Linked DNA regions of Homo sapiens: region 1 is linked to region 2. Evidence: chromatin contacts called from ENCODE Hi-C data. All regions are on one chromosome and are shown on one strand. Each heading gives the region's core, a stretch centred on a gene start or an enhancer-like site at or near the end of the contact. The rest is flanking DNA. Distances are from core to core; before and after follow the strand shown. Region 1 holds the start of SULT1C3 (sulfotransferase family 1C member 3). Region 2 holds the start of LINC01593 (long intergenic non-protein coding RNA 1593).

Region 1 (3,887 bases), core at 449-2,948, 190 kb after region 2:
AAGACCTAACAAAAGATACCACATAGACAGGGGATCAAATTGTCAAATATGTGCAGTGAAAAGAAACCACAGGGAGAGACAAAGAGATGCAAGTAGACCAGGTTCTCTGCCCTTGGATCTTAACACATGCAGTTCTTCCCTCCAAAAGGAGACCAGAGACAGCACAAAACAACAAGCATGCAGAGATGGTTTTGTGACAATTACAGCATCTGTTTAGGCAAGGGGACTCTATCCAAGAAAACCTCCCAGTTCTTCCTACACCAGCCCCTAGGACAATTATCAAAATTGTTATTGGCTTCAGGTCTGTCATGACAGTGTGACCAAATGATCCAATTGGACGGGGACTGTCCTTTTAGCTGGAAAACTCCCACTTCTTACCTTGACAGTCAATGTAATCAACAGAACCTCTTTTCACACTCACATTTTTCCTGTTTTGATATGTTCACCCCTTAAAGAAGGTCTGTAGCAGGAATGGTCATGTTTCACAGTGAGAACATTCTATATCATGCATATGTAATGGAAACTATAAAGGGAGCATTTTAGTCCTCCTCCTCCACCAGGAGTTTTCACAAACAGACCTCATTTAGGTTTTCTGCAAGACATCAGCTCAGCAGCCAAGTGTAATGATGATATGAACCACCACGTGCCGGACATCCTTTGTCCTGGGCACTGTTCTGATGCTCTACATAATTCACGTCACATGATTCCTAAAACCAGGTTGCCAGATAATGGAGAACACAGCCATATGGCTTCAAAGTCATGCCCTAAGGCTCTGTGTTTTAGTGCTCAATCATCAGGAACAAAAGTTCAGAAAGAGATTAAAAAGCAATGACTTTGTCTCAAAAGTATAACTGAAATTGAAGATTAGGAATGGTCTCTGGGAGTCTTGCAAAACAGAGGACAGACAATGTAAATATATGGAATTTTAACAATGAACTCTGTACAATATTTACTTAACTCCAGTATACTGAGTGTTACTATGTATAATAAAAAGAGTAAAATCAATAATTAGATCATCTCAACAGATGGAAATTTTACTAAGCACCAGGTGAGGAGTGCAAGATCAGAAGCTCTGGAGACTGTTCTCCCCTGCCCACACCCACTGACAACCACAGTGTGTCCCACTGCATCCACTAACCCCGACATTCTTGCCCTGAAATACACACACACACACACACACACACACACACACACACACACACAGAGGGGGACATGGAGGTTTCATGGTTTTATTACAGGCCTTGTGGTTTCCTAAAATGAACTTTCTTCTACACCAATTTTAACTACGGATTCAGTAAAGAGGCAATAGAATATATTTTCTACAGGGTCAAAGGGAACAGGATGAAATAATTGTGCAAGTTCCTGTCCTGAGAGCTGGTCTGGGAAGACCTTCAGTATAAATATGGGCTCCCTGGGATAATTAATGAATTATTGGTTTGTATTCCCTCATGTTGGACCTGTTCATTTACATTCTGAGTAGCTGGTATCAAAAAGGGAGCAGCGACCCTCAACTTTGTGGTATCTGCAGAGAGCCAAGCCAGGACTAGATTTGTACCTTGGGGAGTACATCAGGATCCAGTGGAGGCAGAACACAGCAGCAGGTGCAAAGTCCTGCCCTGGCATCAGCCTTACCCCAGGCTGACACACCCACCCCACCCATCCTCCCAGGTTTATAAGCTCTGGACAGTCAGCACCATCCTCACCTGCTGTGCTCTTGCTTGCACAGTGTCCTGGAGCTGGACCTGGCTCTGGGTTTCCAGGAAGCAGTTTGACTAAAGGCAGCAAGCTGCTTCCTCTGCTGCCTGAGATACCAGGTAAGCCTCACCCTCTTAGAGACTCTCATCCTAGTGTCTGACGACCACCAGGCCCTGGAAAAGGGTCGGGATATTCAACCCTTGTTAATCATATAAAAAATAGCTTTGGAGCCTTTAGACTTTGCAGCTCCAAATAAAACTCAGGTAAGTCGTGAACTGAATGCCTCATGCATCTTCAGATGGTATTGGGTCCTGAGGTAACACTGAAGCAGAAGTCTAACTCTATTTAGATATCTTTCCCTGATGGTCTGAAAGAATGAGATGCTAAATGCATTCAATAATTTTGATTTGATCTTTAAATACCTGTAACCCTATTGCAAATAGTAGAGTGAATATAGCAATTCCCATAAGTGTGGTGCAGTAGATAATTTCCATCTAAAATTTTACTTACCAAGATATAGAATTTCCCTTTGGGGGTCTGTGAACTTTCTTAGTTTTATTTTCCCAAACAAAGAAACCTCCAGATTATGGGTGGGCACCCTACTTACTTTTATTACCTGGCAGAATTTGCAGGATCATTGCCCAGAACTAGCATATTGATTCAGATTTTTACATTACCCATCCCTTTTTGTTTCTTCCAAGCTGTAGGAGATACCACTTGATTCACAGGAATAAGCAGGGTTCGTCTAAAATGTAGGCAAAAAGCTTCAAAACAATGAAAGAGACTAGAATTTAATGACAAATATATGATAACATTTGGAACACAATTTCTCTCTCCAGTACTCATTTTTGGTAAAAACAAATTATGATAAGACCATGTGTGCTGTGGGTAGAATACACTATAGTCTTATACTTGGCCTGATTATTTGCATAATGTGCAGCAAGAATGGTTACATCTACATATGCCTTTTGGATTGGCTTTGAAGAAACTGTTCCACAAGGAATTTCAGATAAGACATTTAAAGCCGAGCCCAGCCATGGTTCGTATCCTCCATGAGTTGTGTGAGTCTTTCTCTTGAGTTCCCAAGATCAACATGGAGTTAGTTCCCAGACCTGTTAGAAAGTGACATTCCTGACTGACCAGAGGTTAGGAACCCTGTGCCACACTGTGTAGACAAGGTATGAGGCCAGCTCTCCCCAAGAGGCTTTATTGGCTCTGCGTGTCACGCTTGATTCCTCAAAGGGAAACACACCCTTTCAGTCAAAGCATATGTAAAATAACCAGTTTTTCCAATTGTGTCCTGTTGACAAAGAAAAATGGATTATTGTCACACTGATGCAAACAACTATATTGCCGTAAGTTAAGAGTACTCATAGATAGTCTCCTAATTCTAGAGGAACCAGGCAGAGAAAAATAAACATGCTCCAAATTTGGTTCACAATATGTACCTTACTCAATTATTAAAAGCCATAAATAGTTAAAAATAAGTTTACTTGATGATACAAAATAAAACAAGCATCAGCAATATTCCAAGCAAAAGTTTAAAAGCTTGCTTTAACTTTTTGGGTGCAGTCCACTTAGTTAACTCTTGTCTTGCTTGATATTTAAGGAACAAAGCAAGAAAACAATTGTCTGTGAATGACAAAATTTCCCGGATAGTTACAGTTAAAAACATGACTGGGACAGGTCGTGGTGGCTCATGCCTGTAATCCCAGCACTTTGGGAGGCCCAGGTGGGTGGGTCATGAGGTCAGGAGATTGAGAGCATCCTGGCTAACATGGTGAAACTCCGCCTCTAGTAAAAATACAAAAAATAAGCTGGGCATGATGGCGGGTGCCTGTAGTCCCAGCTACTCAGGAGGCTGAGGCAGGAGAATGGCATGAGCCTGGGAGGTGGAGCTTGGAGTGAGTAGAGATGGCGCCACTGCACTCCAGCCTGGGTGACAAAGTGAGACTCCATCTCAAAAAAAAAAAAAAAAAAATCACTGGAAAACCTGGTTAGTAAGCGATTTTAATTATATACCAGGTGTGGATCCTAGGACCCAGACAGAAACGCAAATAAAGTTTGACTTTTCAGTATCTAACTCCATGTGTCCCAGGCCTTACTTATCTGTAAAGCAGGCAATATACAACCTGGGAACATTTAGCAACCCTGGTATCTAAGTTATATGATTCAGACCACCTATTTGCATT
Region 2 (3,797 bases), core at 1,277-3,776:
CAGAGCTGAATATAAAAGGAAAGGAAAATAGCACGTAAAAAAAAAACGCAAAAAAAAAAAATGAGAAGAGACAGAGCTTGAAAATGAGAAGGAAAGACACAAAAACAGGTAAAAAAAAAAAAAAAAAAAGCAAGAAATTGAAGCAACCCCCTCTAAACCCAGCAGCAACAGAGCACCCTGTGGCTGGTACCAGCAGTGACTCCATTCACCCTCAACTTTTGTTGGGTACATGTCACAGATTTCATTAATTCCTCCCAAAAAAGCAATGATAAATATGTAGGGTATATTTCATATGATAGAATGAAAATGCTTTCTTATGTTCCTTGAGGTGCTATTATACAGACACACCTTCTATCAAAAATATAAGTATGACATAGGTTTTGAAGCTGGCTATCTTCGCCTTGGAAGTGTCGCAACAGATCTACTTACTTACAATGAAGACAGTGCTTCTCACTGGAGTCTTTCAAAATCTCTCCAGAAACAATGATCTTAGGCTATGCTGTTTTATCGGGACTATTGTGAATGTATAAACTACTCATTGCTGGTAATGGTAAGCTGAATGGAAGCTATTGAGTAAGTAAATGTGTCTTCAGAGGTCCTTGTCAGCCTTTGAGAGAAAAAGGACACTCACTTATAAATGCAACAAATATTTATTATAGACCTCCCATATGTCAGGATCTGGCCTCAGTTCTGGAGATAGAGCAGTTGAATAAGAGGTCCCTGCACTAGTAAAATGCTAATCCTACATATTTATCATACTCCCTACCTCTCAGGAGGGACCCATCACCCATGGAAGTGACCTAGACATGTCAGGTTTCAATCCCAGTGTTCTAGGGACTCAATCTTGAAAACATAATTGGTTAGGCCTCTTCTTCTATCTCTGTCTCTTTCTTTTTATTCCACCAATGTCGTAAGGATGAACAGGGTGGCCAAAAGATCCTCCCCTCTCCTTGCGTCCACTCCAAGCACTGGTAAAAAACAAGGTCTATCTTGCTGATTTGAAGAGAAAATGATTCACTTCATTTTCTCCAGTGCCAGAAACTGTGGCAGAATCTCCTGTCCTCATTATGCATGGTGAGTTTCACAGTGGAGGAGGTAATAAGGGAAGTTCTGGTGACATTTTAATTAAGAGACCTAGAAATGCCTAAATCCTACTGTGATATCACTGCTCCCACCTTCCCATCTTCTCAAAGAGCAGTTATGCACAGAGGAAAACAGCCACAGTAAAGAAACCTTTTATATGTGGCTATGATATGGCTCTTCAACTTAATGTACAACTTTTGCACTAGAGGGACACAAGAATAGCTTCATTTTGCTATGCTAAAGAGGCTGAATGTCTTAGACCAAAGCTGGCCATGTTTCCCTGGGATCGGGTGGAGGTTCAGAGGACTTCCTTTCTTTGAAGGCATCACTACCAACTTCCCTGTCTGAAGCCCTCCTTAGTAAATTGTCCTGAGGCACAGTAACAATACCACCATAGCAAACAGACTCAATTACAGGCTGGGCAGTATTTAGCTGTACTCAAATTGCCTCAGCCTATGGCCTTGTCATTTCCATCATTATGGCCCCAAGACTTAGTTCTTATCTTCATCCTAAATCTTGATATTGCAGTACTATGCACTGGGTTCCCATGGTAGCCCGCAAGAAGTCTTTGTTGCCACATGTCCCTCCTGTAATCACTTAGATCCATGATCTCCCTCGGCTTTTGGCTGTCATCCCATGATGTTAAAGGCTTGTGTCCACCCCTCTCCTAGTATTTGGAGCCCAGTCCCCAAAAGTCTATCTAGTGATGAGATCCTTGTTCTCCAAAGCAGACGCCCTGAACATTGACTTGCAGCCCACAGGGCTCTCCACTTGCACACAGCCTCATGCCTCTACTTCTATGCTGCTGTTAGGGCCAGCTTGGAGCTCCAGGGCCAGCCATTGCCTCAAACAGGACCGTTTGGAATTGTACTAACACATTGGGCCTCTCCCACCTGGCTGAATCGCTGCCTCCATCGCAGACCACCATCCACCCCATCCTGTTCTGCTGGATGAGAGTTCCTGACTCCTCCCTTCTGTTCCATGTTGACATAAAACCATCATGCCTAAAATCTAAATTAATGGCACAAAAACCCACACTGTTCTTCCCTCCATGGGACTCTCTTCCCTTCCCAGATTCCTTAAACCTCACGCCTTCTCTTCTAATCAAGGTGTTTCTTCAAGAAAAGAACACGGGAGATGTGTCACTTCAACGTGGCAGTAAACTAACAGGGCTTCATCGTAAACCAGGTATTTGGAGCCCAGTCTACTGTGGATTCTCCACAGTGAAGGGTGAGCTCTCCTGGTTACAGGAGCATGGAACATTCAGAACATATGTGGGGGATGTTTGGGGACATAAGGGTTTCCATGTGTCCCTAACTCACCTTCAAGTAAGATGGAGACAGGCTTACAGGGATGCTACGCTGAGATTATTTTTCCCTGAAGAAGCCCCTCAGCTTTCCGTCTTCCTCAACCTGTCTTCTGTGTTGTGCAGAGGTAACCAGATCCTCGTCAGAGTGTCCAGAAGCTCCCTGCACACACAATGCAGAGTGTGAAGCCAGAGCCAGCCAGGCAGGGCACATTACAGTCTCCAACCTTGTAGAGACTCACGATTCCTTCTTAATCTCAGCATTCACAAACCCATAAATGAGAGCAATGGTACTTGCATTATCTGTTGAGAGAAAAACATATTGGCAAAAGTTACGAGATGCATATAAAAGTTCTATATAAAATGTTGAATTTGTTAATCATAACAAGCTATACACATATAGAAATAAATAGCTGTATGCGTGGGCAAGAAAAGCTGTCAGCCCAATCCATAAGTCACGTACAGTGTACACATGAGGGGTCCATATGCCTGGCTCTTACTCCACAGCCCTGAAAGTTTCTTGTTCTGAAGGTATGTGCCACTGGGTCTGTGTTATTAGATTGTGCATAATTTCCCACTAATAGTAGGAGACTTCCTGGTCTGTCCCAAGATGTTTGGCATCACAAGCACAACCTGAGCCCCATTTACCAGTTACAGACAGGAAGTTTGGGGCATGGGGAGGGATTCATTCCTCCCAGTCTTGGATCCATGTCCCTGCTAACAACAGTGGAGGGGCGGGGGTAGATGAAAAGTCTTCAGTGAAGAAGAGATCGCTTCTCTTCTCAGAGCAAAGCCAAGGAACAGTAGGCTCTGTGCTTAGTTCATTGACATATCTTCAACATTTATTTGGTCTGAATTACTAGGAAATACTGACCCTCATCCAGAAAGTGATAACCAAATTGGTAACCTTTCAAATGAGCAGCATTTTCTCTTCCTTTGGCCACTCAGTGACCTATTCTATTAAATGGAGATTAGCAATTTCTTCTCTCAAAGATGTAGTACCAAAACTACATGGAGAAGATAGAAACATATTTTCACACTTCTCCTTTATCCATAAGGGAAAAAGAAGTTATCCCTAAAAGTCATTTCTTTTCCCTTGGTGAGGCAGCCGCTGGTATTTCTATTATCCCTTGTTGGTGTTTGGATCAACTGTCCTCTACATCAATTTATGCTCTTAGTAAGTCTTCAATGAATCATCAGAATCAAGGCTTGTCTAAGGCAACATATTTCAAAGATAGAAAAAGTTTCCAAAGATTTATACATCTACTTCTGAGAAAGAAATATAAATTAAGCCTTCAATTTCCTTCCTGAAGCTCATGAATAAAATCTACTTTCTGGGTAAGTTCTATGAATAAGACTTCCTCAGGGCCTAAATATACTGTTGTTTATTAATTTCATTTTCCTGCCA

What was found. Hi-C counts contacts between places; a loop is a spot of excess contacts on that map.
Region 1: a loop to region 2 is called in a map of OCI-LY7, with 2.9 times the contacts of the local background. The contact joins the promoter of SULT1C3 here to the promoter of LINC01593 in region 2. A Hi-C loop is called at or near these places in 1 of 168 maps with a recorded cell type or tissue (OCI-LY7).

The regions. Positions count from the first base shown.
Region 1 is chr2:108,238,270-108,242,156 of GRCh38, forward strand. It overlaps SULT1C3 (sulfotransferase family 1C member 3), which reads left to right and starts at 1,699. Exons shown (of 8, transcript NM_001320878.2): 1 at 1,699-1,814.
Region 2 is chr2:108,050,229-108,054,025 of GRCh38, forward strand. LINC01593 (long intergenic non-protein coding RNA 1593) reads right to left here and starts at 2,527. Exons shown (of 3, transcript NR_135071.1): 1 at 2,406-2,527.